Regions from separate parts of the Homo sapiens genome. Here region 1 is linked to region 2. A link is a contact called in ENCODE Hi-C or POLR2A ChIA-PET data. All regions are on one chromosome and are shown on one strand. Each heading gives the region's core, a stretch centred on a gene start or an enhancer-like site at or near the end of the contact. The rest is flanking DNA. Distances are from core to core; before and after follow the strand shown.

The links. A loop is a pair of places that touch in the nucleus more often than their neighbours do. ChIA-PET counts read pairs that join two places held with the same protein, here RNA polymerase II (POLR2A). Pooled maps may share reads with other maps.
Region 1: a pooled map shows a loop between it and region 2 (4-fold over the local background). The contact joins the promoter of ZSWIM1 here to the enhancer-like site in region 2. A Hi-C loop is called at or near these places in 1 of 50 pooled maps. POLR2A ChIA-PET finds 5 or more read pairs at or near these places in 2 of 52 experiments (OCI-LY7 and RWPE1).

What each region holds. Positions count from the first base shown.
Region 1 is chr20:45,877,200-45,882,945 of GRCh38, reverse strand. ZSWIM1 (zinc finger SWIM-type containing 1) reads right to left here and starts at 1,719. Exons shown (of 2, transcript NM_080603.5): 1 at 1,685-1,719; 2 at 1-413. The coding sequence starts at 353. ZSWIM3 (zinc finger SWIM-type containing 3) reads right to left here. Exons shown (of 2, transcript NM_080752.4): 2 at 3,824-5,746. The coding sequence ends at 4,297. RefSeq lists enhancers at 1,630-1,709, 1,960-2,009.
Region 2 is chr20:44,583,705-44,589,657 of GRCh38, reverse strand. All of the region lies in intron 1 of PKIG (cAMP-dependent protein kinase inhibitor gamma), which reads right to left. Among named protein-coding and RNA genes, the nearest start is that of PKIG, 4.1 kb to the right of the region's middle. Within about 2 kb of position 3,202, at least 7 of the 41 ENCODE cell types and tissues checked have a DNase peak (open chromatin) inside an H3K27ac peak, as active enhancers do; they include OCI-LY7, where a contact is called at or near this core.

The sequences.
Region 1 (5,746 bases), core at 470-2,969, 1.3 Mb before region 2:
GCAGGGATGGCAAAGTAGACTGCTCGGGCAAGATGACCCTCCAGCTGCACCCGAGGTCCATCCACCAGGAAGGTATATAAGACCTTACCCCTTGGGTTATAGGTCCGGTGGATAAATAAGATCTCAGGGAAATGGTCAAAGACACTTTGCATAAAGCAGCTCTGGTAGTTGAAGGTATCTAACTGGGCAGTCTTGTTAACCTGGTGCAGCAGCATAGGTGGGCTTGAGTCCTTAATCAGGAGCCCATTCAGCATTGTCAGGGCCATGGGAGAGATGGGAGCTGTCCAAATGCCAAGGTCAAAATACTTTCTTTGCAGGGCAGCTGACCACGGGGCTTTGAGTCTCTCAAGCATCAAGTAAGTTGAGGCTGGAGGCTAGACAATCATTCCCAGATCTTTTTTCCAAAGATGGGCCTATGGAGAGTAACAGAGGTTTAAGGAGACAGCAGGGACCTGGCTCTTCAATTATTCATCCACACAATATTTGTTGAACACTTACTATATGTCAGCACTGTTCTAGGGGAAGATACACAATAAACATGTAAACAAATAAGCAAATATATATCCAATAATGAAGCTTACAAAGACCATAAACCTGAGTAACATGTCAGAGAGTAAGCTGGGGAAGGGAGGGATACTTTAGTTAAAGTGGTAATGGAAGGCCTCTCAGGGGAGAAGGATGACATTGGAGCTGAAATCTAAATGATAAGAAGTTAGCTATGGAAAGATATGGTTCCAGGGGATTTAAATAGGTATGGCCAGAGCTGCATATGGCCTTTTAAAAAAATAGCATTCTAGCCAGGTGCAGTGGCTCACACCTGTAATCCCAGTACTTTGGGAGGCCAAGGTGGGCAGATAACTTGAGGTTGGGAGTTCGAGACCAGCCTGGCCAACATGGTGAAAACCCGTCTCTACTAAAAATACAAAAAGAATTAGCCGGGTATGGTGGCCCATGCCTGTAGTCTCAGCTACTCGGGAGGCTGAGGCAGGAGACCTGCTTGAACCCAGGAGGCTGAGGTTGCAGTGAGCCGAGATTGCGCCACTGCACTCCAGCTCTGGGTGACAGAGTGAAACTCTGTCTCAAAAAATAAAATAAAATAAAAATACGATTTTATATTTATAAATGACTGATTGGCATCCATTCTTTCCTTTGGTCCTGGTATGTATAAGAGAACTGCAATTGCTCCAAACTTGCTGTGTTATCTTGGGCAAGTCAATGACCCTCTCTGAGCCTCAATCCCTTCCACCATAAAATATGGCTAACAAATGTGCATAGCTTCTCCTGCCTCTACTATATCCCTCTTTTAGCAGCAATACTCTATTCCATTGTTTCCTCTATTTGGCCCCAGACCGAGTTACTGTCCTCATTTTACAGATGATAAACTAAGGCTCAAAGAAGCTAAGTGACTTGCCCACCATTACTCTGTAAGTAGCTGAAAGTTGAGTCTTTGGTTCGGGATCCTGACTGCTGTCCACAGTACCTGGGGTCCAAAAACCAACAGAGGGAATACGGCCTTTGACCTCTCACCTCTAACCTGGGTGGGAGATGTGGATGTCTGACATTCCCAGAGTCCAGCTGGAGCCGGATGAGAAGAAAACCTCCCTCCCATCCCTTTGGGAGCTGTGTGACGGCTAACTGCGGTGATCCGCTGTCTCACACTTTCACCCCTTCAGGAAGCACTCACCCACAGCCAGGCTCCGTCGCCATTTCTCCCTATTTGACCCTGCCTCCGACTCTGACTGACATCCAAACTCACCAACCACAGCGTCAGCATCGCAGTGACTCGGACCAATGTCTGAGGAATTCGCTTTCAGGCTTTAGCACCACGGACCAATCGTAGCGTGACGATTCGCGGGCGGGCCGTGTTGCCAGGGTTACAAGGAGCTGGCTGGAGGTAAAGATACTTGCATCTGGGAGAGCTGAGCCTTGAAGCTGGAGCTCCGGGGCTTCCCTTCAGGCTAGGCGACTGGAAGGACACGTTACTATGGAAACTCCCTCAAAAGCAGAAAATGAAAAGGAAAATAAATAGCAGTTATATATATATTTTTTCTTTTTCTTTTTTTGAGATGGAGTCTCGCACTGTCGCCTGGGATGGAGTGCAGTGGCAAGATCTCGACTCACAGCAACCTCCGCCTCCCAGGTTCAAGCGATGATTCTCCTGCCTCAGCCTCCTGAGTAGCTGGGATTACAGGCACCCGCCACCACGCCCAGTTAATTTTTTGTATTTTTAGTAGAGACGGGGTTTCACCCTGTTGGCCAGGCTGGTCTCGAACTCCTGGCCTCGTGATTCGCCCACCTCAGCCTCCCAAAGTGCTGGGATTACAGGCGTGAGCCACCGCGGGTTTTGTTTTGTTGTGTGTGTGTGTGTGAAACTCTAAAGCCCCTGGAATTTAGGAAACAGTGCATATATAGTCATAACGCATATTCTACCTTATGGGGAAACTGAGTTCCAGGTCTCAAATTCTACTCCTCCTTCGGGGATCAGGAGCCCAACTTTTAGAGCTGAGGAAATCCAGATCCCCTTAAACAAGCCAAAACTTGGCATTCTCTAGCCCAACCCCCTCCAGTATTCTACAGAATGATGCCATGACTTATTTAGGGTCCTACTACAGTAGTGCAAGGGCCTACTAACTGGTCTCTTGTCCTCAGTTCCCTTGAAGATGGCAGACTTAGAAAACTGGGTGTTTACCAGGCCTTGGAGGATTAAGATTACCAACTAGCAACATCAAATCAGTGTTGGTACTTACGCATCGAAAATGTTATTGGGCTGGGTGCAGTAGGTCATCCCTTTAATCCCAGCACTTTGAGAGGCTGAGGCAGGTGGATTGCCTGAGATCGGGAGTTCAAGACCAGCCCGACCAACATGGTGAAACCCCATCTCTAAATACAAAAAATTAGGCAGGCGTGGTGGCACATGCTTATAATCCCAGCTACTCAAGAGGCTGAGGCAGAATCGCTTGAACCCAGTAGGCAGAGGTTGCAGTGAGCCGAGATTCTGCCATTGCACTCTAGCCTGGGCAACAAGCAACAAGAGCGAAACTCCATCTCAAAACAAAAAACAAAAAGGTGCTTATGTAAACCTAGAGGGGAAATCTGGGATTAGAACAGGCCAACATGCTAATTTTTACAGAGGAAACTGAGGTCAAAGAAATTGCCCACAGTTCCCCAGCAAGTTGCTGGCAGTCAAGTCTAAGATTCAGGTTTTTCCCCCACACCCTCCAGTCTATTTGGCCTCTTCCCGCTAGAATATAAGGAAACCTGAAATCAACCTTGAAGGCTTAGTTGTAGGAAGGAGGCAAATTAAGACGCAGATTGCCAAATCCTTGAATGTGAGGCATCAGGTTCTATTTGGCTCCACAACCCCATTAGGTTGCTAATACTTAATTTTCTTTTCTTTTTTTTTTGTTGTTGTTTTTTGCTTGAGATAGAGTCTCACTCTGTCACCCAGGCTGGAGTGCGGTGGCACGATCTAGGCTCACTGCAACCTCCGCCTCCTGGGTTCAAGCGATTCTCCTGCCTCAGCCTCCCAAGAAGCTGGGATTACAGGTGCGCCACCACGCCTGGCTAATGTTTGTATTTTTAGTAGAACAGGGTTTCGCCATGTTGGCCAGGCTGGTCTCGAACTCCTGACCTCAGATGATCCATCCACCCGCCTCGACATCCCAAAGTGCTGGGATTATGAGTGTGAGCCACTGCGCCTGGCCTCAATTTTCTTTAAAATTAATAAATCCACCTAGAGCAGCCACTTCCTAACTGTAAAGTCGAGTCCTATTGCTATGCAATTCCTCTTCCTTCCCTGATCAAGCAGAACACATTTCCCTTGTTTAATTTTATTAAAAACAACTTTAATATGAATAAAAAGTTACAAATAAGATTCTTCATAAAGAGCAGCAACAGCCAAAGATCATCCTCATTCCCTTTGTCCCTGAAAACAGGCCCTTTTACCAGACCGATTTTGTCTCACCCTAACCTGAGGCAGGGATTCATCTTTGCAGAGCAAATAAGATCTGATCTCAGGGGCTGGGGGAGGAAGAGGGTGACCTTGCAGCACGGAGATAACTTTGGCCTTGAACAACAACTGAGGCTCCCAAGGAATGCCAAAAGTAGGGCTGAAAAGGGGCAGATTGAAAGGACTGTCACACAGTGGAGTTCCCTTCCTCTCTACTGTAACAATATTCCTAGCCCCACCTAGGAAGACATTGGCTAAAATGCTAAACCCTAGTATGTCCTGCCCACTTTAAACTCTCACACTTCCAAGGAGAAGTGTTTGTGGTCCAATGCTTCAGCTAAAGTGCTTCAATAATGCATCACAGCTGTAGCAGGAGGGAATCCCTCCCCTTCTTCTTGCTTTCCCCAGAGGAAAGGGAGGCGGCCCACGTCCTTAAAGTCTCCTGGCTGCTGAAAGAGCTCAGATGGCTGGGAGGGGCCAGCCCAGATATCCACAATCTTGCGCAGGGTGGAGTAGCGTTCCTCCAGCTCTGGCCCCTCGGTCTGCATGAGCAGGTTTGCTAACTCCCTGCTTAGGTCCTGAATCATGTCGTTCCGTCCTTGCTTCTCAGGCTGGCCTGTGTTTGGGACCATACCACGATCCTGGAGCTCCCCATTGGGCCCAAGGAGGTACTGGTACTTCTTCTGCCACCGGCGGCACACCATGGCTTCACCAACCGGCTGCTGGCTGGTGTGCAGCAGAGCCAAAATGTGTCGGCATGGCAGGTGGTACCATTGTTGAAAGGAACAGCTGCAGCTACAGCCATCTTTGCTAACCTGGTGAGAGTCCTCTAGCAGCTGAACGTCCACTGAAGAGCCAGCCATGTCCACCAGGTGGGTGGAGTTCTGTACCACCTCCCACTCATTGTGGCACAGCTTGTAGGCTAGTTCAGAGCCACTCTGGTGCAAGGTGTCCAGCATGCCAACCTGCGAGGGCGGCACTTGTGACTGCTGCTGTACCTGTACCTGCTGTGCGTCTGGCTTGGTCTCTTCTGCAGGGAGGCTGGTAAGGCTCTCTCCACAGATTCCAAAAGCCTTCTTGGACTTCAGTGGCATGCTTGCCGGCCGAGCTCTCTTTAATTTGGGAGGAGGTGTGGGCAAGTTCTTCAAGCCTTTGGTATTAAAGAAGTCTATGTAATCCACAAAGCAGAGGATGCAGTCCAGCAGCGACTGCTGTTCCCGAAAGAGGCTTGACACCTTGCTGGTGACAATGTCTAGGCTGTCCATGTAGGTGTTACACGCAAGCAGGCCCTTCCTAACATGCATGTACCACAGCAGTTCACAGGTGAACCAGTGGGCCTGCAGGAAGTTGAAGAGATCCTCATCCAGTACGGCCTGGGACATCTGGCAGAGATTTTTCAGGCTGGCTTCAGAAGTGACAAACACGGCCTCCCGCAGGGCTTCCTTCATGAGCCTTTTAAAGGATGGATTTGCTGAACTACGATGCAACTTCTTCTCCAAGAGTCGGGTTGTGTGGTAGATGGAAAGGAGGATGCGGGCAGCAGGAAAGATCTCCTGCAGGATAGCCCGGTAATGGAATGAAGGGTCCACAAAGACCACCTTGACCTTGGGCCAATCGGAGTTGAACTCTGTGAAGATGCTCAGCATCTTGGCCACAGAGGTGACTGTCTCCGCCTTGAGCACAGCAAAGTGCACCACTCGACTTTCTCGTTCCTTGTTCTCCACCAAGAAAGCATAGAGGATGTGGCCCTGGGTGTTCTCCACCCGGTGTAGCAAGAGATTCTCTGGGAAGCGGATG
Region 2 (5,953 bases), core at 1,953-4,452:
TAGACACGTCACATTCCTGAAATGTCCAGGAATTTATACTACAGATATATTTACCTAAGTAAAAAGATACTCAGTGAAATACTGTATAGTAGCAAAACCAAGGGGCGAAAACAACTTAAATGTCTATTAATAGAAAAATAGTTAAATTATGGTGTATCAATATCATGAGAAACTATACAGCAACTTCAAAGAATGAAGGAGATTTCATTGTACTGATGTGGAAAAAAGTACATGCTTGATTGTTAAAAAGCATATTGTAAAATTGCATATATTATCATTTTTTAATTAAAAAAAGAACTTTACATTTTCTTTTTAATTTTAAGAGACCAGGTCTCACTCTGTCCCCAGGCTGGAGTGTACTGGTGCAATCATAGCTCAATGTAGCCTCAAACTCCTGGCCTCAAGCAATCATCCACTCTCAGCCACCTGACTAGTTGAGATTACAGGTGTGAACTACTGTGTCCTGCTCAAATGTGAACATGATTATTTATGTTTAGAAAAAAAAAAAGTACAGCATTTGTGTACGTGCACATTTTTAAAAAGTATACATACTTTACACTTTAAACAATTTTCAGTATATATAGAAAAGGGCAAACTGTAACCAATGGTTCCCCCTGGGAAACTTCTCTCTTTTGAAAAAAATTATTCTCTTTTGAGAAATTGTGAGAAAAGAAATGAAAGACTTTCACTTTGTACATTATCTATTTCTGTTTTGATTGAAAACTTTTAAAGAGGCATGTATAACTTTCACATTCATTACACATGCTATGCAAAAAATTCTATATCTAGCTAACATATCAAGTGTGAGGGCAAAAGATATTTTCAAACAAAGACTGGGCAAGTTTACCATTCACAGACCCCAAGAATATTCTCCAATAGAAAGGAAACTGAATACAGAAAATAAGTGAGATTTTTAGAATCAATAATGAGCAAAGGAAGGAATAATCCAGCACCCTTCTTTACTCCCTCTCCCTCCTTTACTCTTGGTATAAGTGACTCCATTTCTTTTTTTTTTTTTGAAAGTCTCACTCTGTCACCCAGGCTGGAGTGCAATGGCACAATCTCAGCTCACTGCAACCTCTGCCTCCCAAGTTTAAGCAATTCTTCCGCCTCAGCCTCCCAAGTAGCTGGGACTGCAGGTGCGTGCCACCGCGCCCGGCTAATTTTTGTATTTTTTTAGTACAGACGGGGTTTCACCATGTTGGCCAGGCTGATCTTGAAATACTGACCTCAGGTGATCCACTCGCCTTGGCCTCCCAAAGTGTTGGGATTACAGGCATGAGCCACCGCGCCCAGCCCTCTTCTCAGTTTGAATACCACCTTTTCAAGGAAGACCCCAGCCACACTCTCCTCTTTCACTCCCCCTGCTTATTGACTTCTTAACGCCACCATTTGTGCTTGTAAACTTCATGCAGGTAAAGGCCATGCCTGTTATATTTAACATCATCCACCTATCACCTTGCCCAGTGCCTGGCGGATATTAGGTTCTCAACAAATATTGGCTAAATACATGAAAAATTTATTGAAGGCTCAGCTCAAATGCTACTGCTCCTCCAATCTCTTAGGCTTTCTACAGGACTCTGTCCCCATCTTGGGGCACATTTTCACAATGTGTTCATGTTATCTGAGTCTTTTTTTCCTATCCGGCCATGAGCAACCTCAAAGTCTTATTTACCTCGACATTCCCCACCGCACCTTGCATAATGCCTAACACATAAAGGGTTCTTAGCAGTAGATGAATCTACACACACGTCCAGGAAAGTATAAATGATGGCCGCAGGCTCTAACCAATTGCAGATAGTAGTGATTGGAGCCCACAACACAAGCACCTTTGAGATATGCAAACAAACATGAGACTTTGCCCAGGGAGAAATTAAAATTAGAGCTAAACTTGAAATACAGCGGTATGTGGGTGGGGGGATTGGGAGACAGGCCCTTATTCAAAAACAGAGAAGTGAAATCACTGAGTGATGATTTATTTTAAGTGTGTTTTTCTGTACTATCTAGCTTTTCTTCCCTTGAACATATTCTAATTTTGCAATCAGAAAAAAAAAATCCACAATAAATGTTATAAAAACAAACCAACGGAAAATCAGTGGTGATTTTAGACTACAAAAGTCACCCGTCCCTCTGTTTCCTTACTACAACTTTGGACTTCAGATTCAGGGCCCTCTCAGGTGGGGCCCATACATTTTGTAAGGAAGTGTTCTTTCCACCCCTCTGAAGCCACGGGGGATAGGAAGGTGCCAGAAATGAGTGCTTCAGCAGGGGCAGCTCTCAGTTGCTCCCTAATGCAAATGCTGGCAAAGCTCCCAGAGCCAGGAATTGTAGGGAGAGAGCAGAAGGAATCAACCCAGCGCAAGATCAGGACCTCCACAATATGCTGATCCAGTGTCTGGTGTTTTGTAGCACTTGTGCATATTTCTTTTGCAGTACTTTTCACGTGCCATTAAAATTATTCACTCCTCTGTCTATCTTCCCTTGTTGCACAGAGAATTCCACAAGACCAGAGGCAGTGTCTTTACCCTGGTCCTCTAGTTCAGTGCTTAGTACTAACAGGTCCTCAATGTACATTTATGGAATGTTAAAGACTACACTGATAAAGTACTAAAACAGTAACTGACCTAGGTTCCTGGGACATAGTAAGAATACACCAAATACTTTCTTCGGTGCCATGAAGGGCCATTATTCAGTTCTGAAGAGTCAAGCTAAAGCCTGTAATTTCTTGAAACATTAAAGAGACTTCTTTTTGGAAATGCAGCTTCCTCCAGTAAGAGCGGATACATTATGTGTTCTAATCTGCAATTCATAATCAGTCAGCATAGGAGCCCACGGCAACTTCCAAAGAAACCACTCTTTGAAGGAGCAGTACTCCAAGTTTTCCTAAGACATTTCTGAAGGATTTCCAGGAGGTAGTGAGCTCAGCCTAGGGTCATGATTAATAACCTGTTTCCCAGAACTTTAGATTTTCCACCTCAGTCTCCACTTAGGAATTGCTTCTGGCCCCTCGTGAAAGCATTTGGCAGAGTTAATTGGGCCAGTTCAGCTTCTTGTCTGTCACAGCCAGCACCTGTTACCAGCTTCTTCCTTAAGTGGCTGGGCTAGGGTCCTCTGGTCCCAAGAGAATAGCACCCACTTCTGCTTTTGGCCTCAGCACTGGCTGGCTGATTTGAGGTTCAGCATCACTTGACTGGGTGACAGGAAATAATGCTGAGGCTTGGTTTGAAGAGCCAACATGGCAGCTCCAGGGTTCATCACAGGGGTTTCAAAATGATGAGTTCAAAGATAACTTCTGGTTCCTCATGCAAATGCCATCCTATGTCTGAGGGGGCAGATGCCTGTGTACATTGGCTGACATTCTCTTTCTGGAAATTGAGAGCAGCTAATCCTAAGCATGTATTTTTGTACTAACTAAGTGCTTTATGAGCCCTATCTCATTTCATCCGCATGGCACCCCTTTGAGGTCAGTATGACTGTGACCCCCCACTTGACAGAAAGAGAAGTAGGTTCTATAAAGTGAGGTGATCAGTCCAGGATCTCCCAGCTAGGAGGCGGTGAAAGCAGAGCTCTTACCTGCTATCCCCTTCCAATTTCTCACTGAACTCGAGAGCTCTCACCTGCTGTCCCTTTCCAATTTCTCACTGAACTCAAGAGCTCTCACCTGCTATCTCTTTCCAATTTGTCACTGAACTCTAGAGCTCTTACCTGCTATTCCTTTCCAATTTCTCACTGAACTCGAGAGCTCTTACCTGCTACCCCTTTCCAATTTCTCACTGCCCTCTAGATTGTCTAAATCGAAAGAAACGGTAGACACCAACCAGATGCAGGGCTGCAAATTCCCACAGGGGCCAGGGGCCAGGCAGGAGACTAGAGGGCACAGGGGAATGCGCAAATGGTAATGAACTGGAGAACACACCTGCCTAAAGGCATTCAAATTAAAAACAAAACACCACTCTGACTTCTGACTAGAGTTCACTTGTCATCATTTAACAGATGGAGCAACTGAGATCCAGGGAGGTGATATGAAAAAGGCACTGCAGTATGGTGAAATATTCAAGGGCTTCGGGGACAACCAGTTCTCATTGGGAACTCAAGCTCTAGCCCCTGCCAGCTGTGAGACTCTGGGCAATCCACTGCACCTCTCTGTGCCTTTCTTAGGTGTAAAATGGAGATGATCTCTGCCTCACATCATTGCTGTGAAGATTAAGAGAAGTCAGCATATGCAAGATGCCCAGCCCTGTGTGTGACATTTATTTCAGGAAGATACCAAAGCCAAATGAGATCTCTGGACACATCTTTTCCACAACCTACCTCCACTCCCAAGATGCCCTAAACTCACTGCCGGGAGTGACTGAGGTGGGAGAGATCAGCAAACACACACTGATAACAGGAGCAACTTTGACACACAAAACAAGAACTGAAAGCCACCCTCATCTGGTACATGAAGGCCTACCTAGTTGAGGAGTGTGAGGCATTCCACATTTCCACTCTCCACTTCCTGGCAGGGACCACAAAGTCTAGGTACCTTCCTTCCAGAACATCACCTCCTCACCACCACCTTAGGAAAAAGGATGCCTTTTTTGATTACCCCAAATCTCAAGATCCCAGCGGGGCTGGGATGAAGCAGAGGATGCCCTGGCCTTCCCACTGCCCATGCCCATGGGTGGGTCCATGGCAGCAACAGTCCACCTTCATGGGATGAAATGCTGGGGAAGACTGCAGCTTTAGAAGTGCCAAGAGACCCCATCTCTACTAAAAATACAAAAATTAGCTGGGCGTGGTGGCAGGCGCCTGTAATCCCAGCTATTCGAGGGGCTGAGGCAGGAGAATCCCTTGAACAAAAACGGGAGGTGGAAGCTGCAGTGAGCCAAGACTGCACCATTGCACTCCAGCCTGGGAGACAGAGTGAGACTCCGTCTCAAAAAAAAAAAAAAAGAAGTGCCAAGGGCCTTTGAGAACCCTCTTATTAACTAGGACCTTAATTCAAACAAATAGTTTCTAAATACCACAACTTCCTGAGGATTAGGGTCTCTGATGCCCTTAAAGAAAACAAAACAAACAAACAAAAACAAAACAAAACAAAGCAAAAACCTTAATTTGTCAAGACCCGGCACCTTGGAAACTCAAAATTCAAGATCTGACGTCTTTTGCTTTTTTTTTTTTTTTTTTGCACTCTGGCTGTGGCTATCCTTCCCTTGTGGCAGGAGAGGGTGGCTCTATGTTAAATGATGAAAGAGGGGCAAATAGAGGGATTTTCCCCCTTCTTCTCCCTCTTTCTTGCCAAATGAGGAACTAGGATGGCGGGCTTTAAGTTTAAATTAAGTTGTGTCTCCTTTGTACCTATGTGCCAGGCTTTCTACTAGGCAGTGGGGCATAGTGATGGGCTAGACAGACACGCAGAGAAGGTGCAGATGGTCTAGTGGAGACATGGGGAATTGAAGTTATGCCAGTAATTATGTAAATACAGTTTAGTTCAGGATAATATGAAAACATATAAGTAGATGGTTGTCCTCAGTCAATGGGGTTAGGGAATAATACTGACCATCTAGTGCTCTGTAAAGGGTTGAGCATAACATAGGGCCTAGTGCTTAAGAGATACTCAATAATGCCAATTCCTTCTTTCCTCTCTCCCCAAGTGTATGTGCTAGTGTATGCGTGTGCACATACAGTTACCACTGAGACTTTTTCTTTCTCTTTCTTCAAGAACACCTAATCTGAAAAAGACCCATAAAAACTCAGAAGTAACTTAATGTTGCCTGTTTTATGTCTTCTTTTAACTGTCCTACAGGCACCCGTTTTTAGCTACTCTGGGAAACTGAAAACCTAGGGTCCTTTGCTCCTAAAGCCATAAGGGCCCAATACAAAGGGAAAAGAAATATGGACAGTTCATTTCATACTGAATTTGGAAATACAGAGATCATCTAGTTTTGTCCCCTCATTAGGTACAAATAAA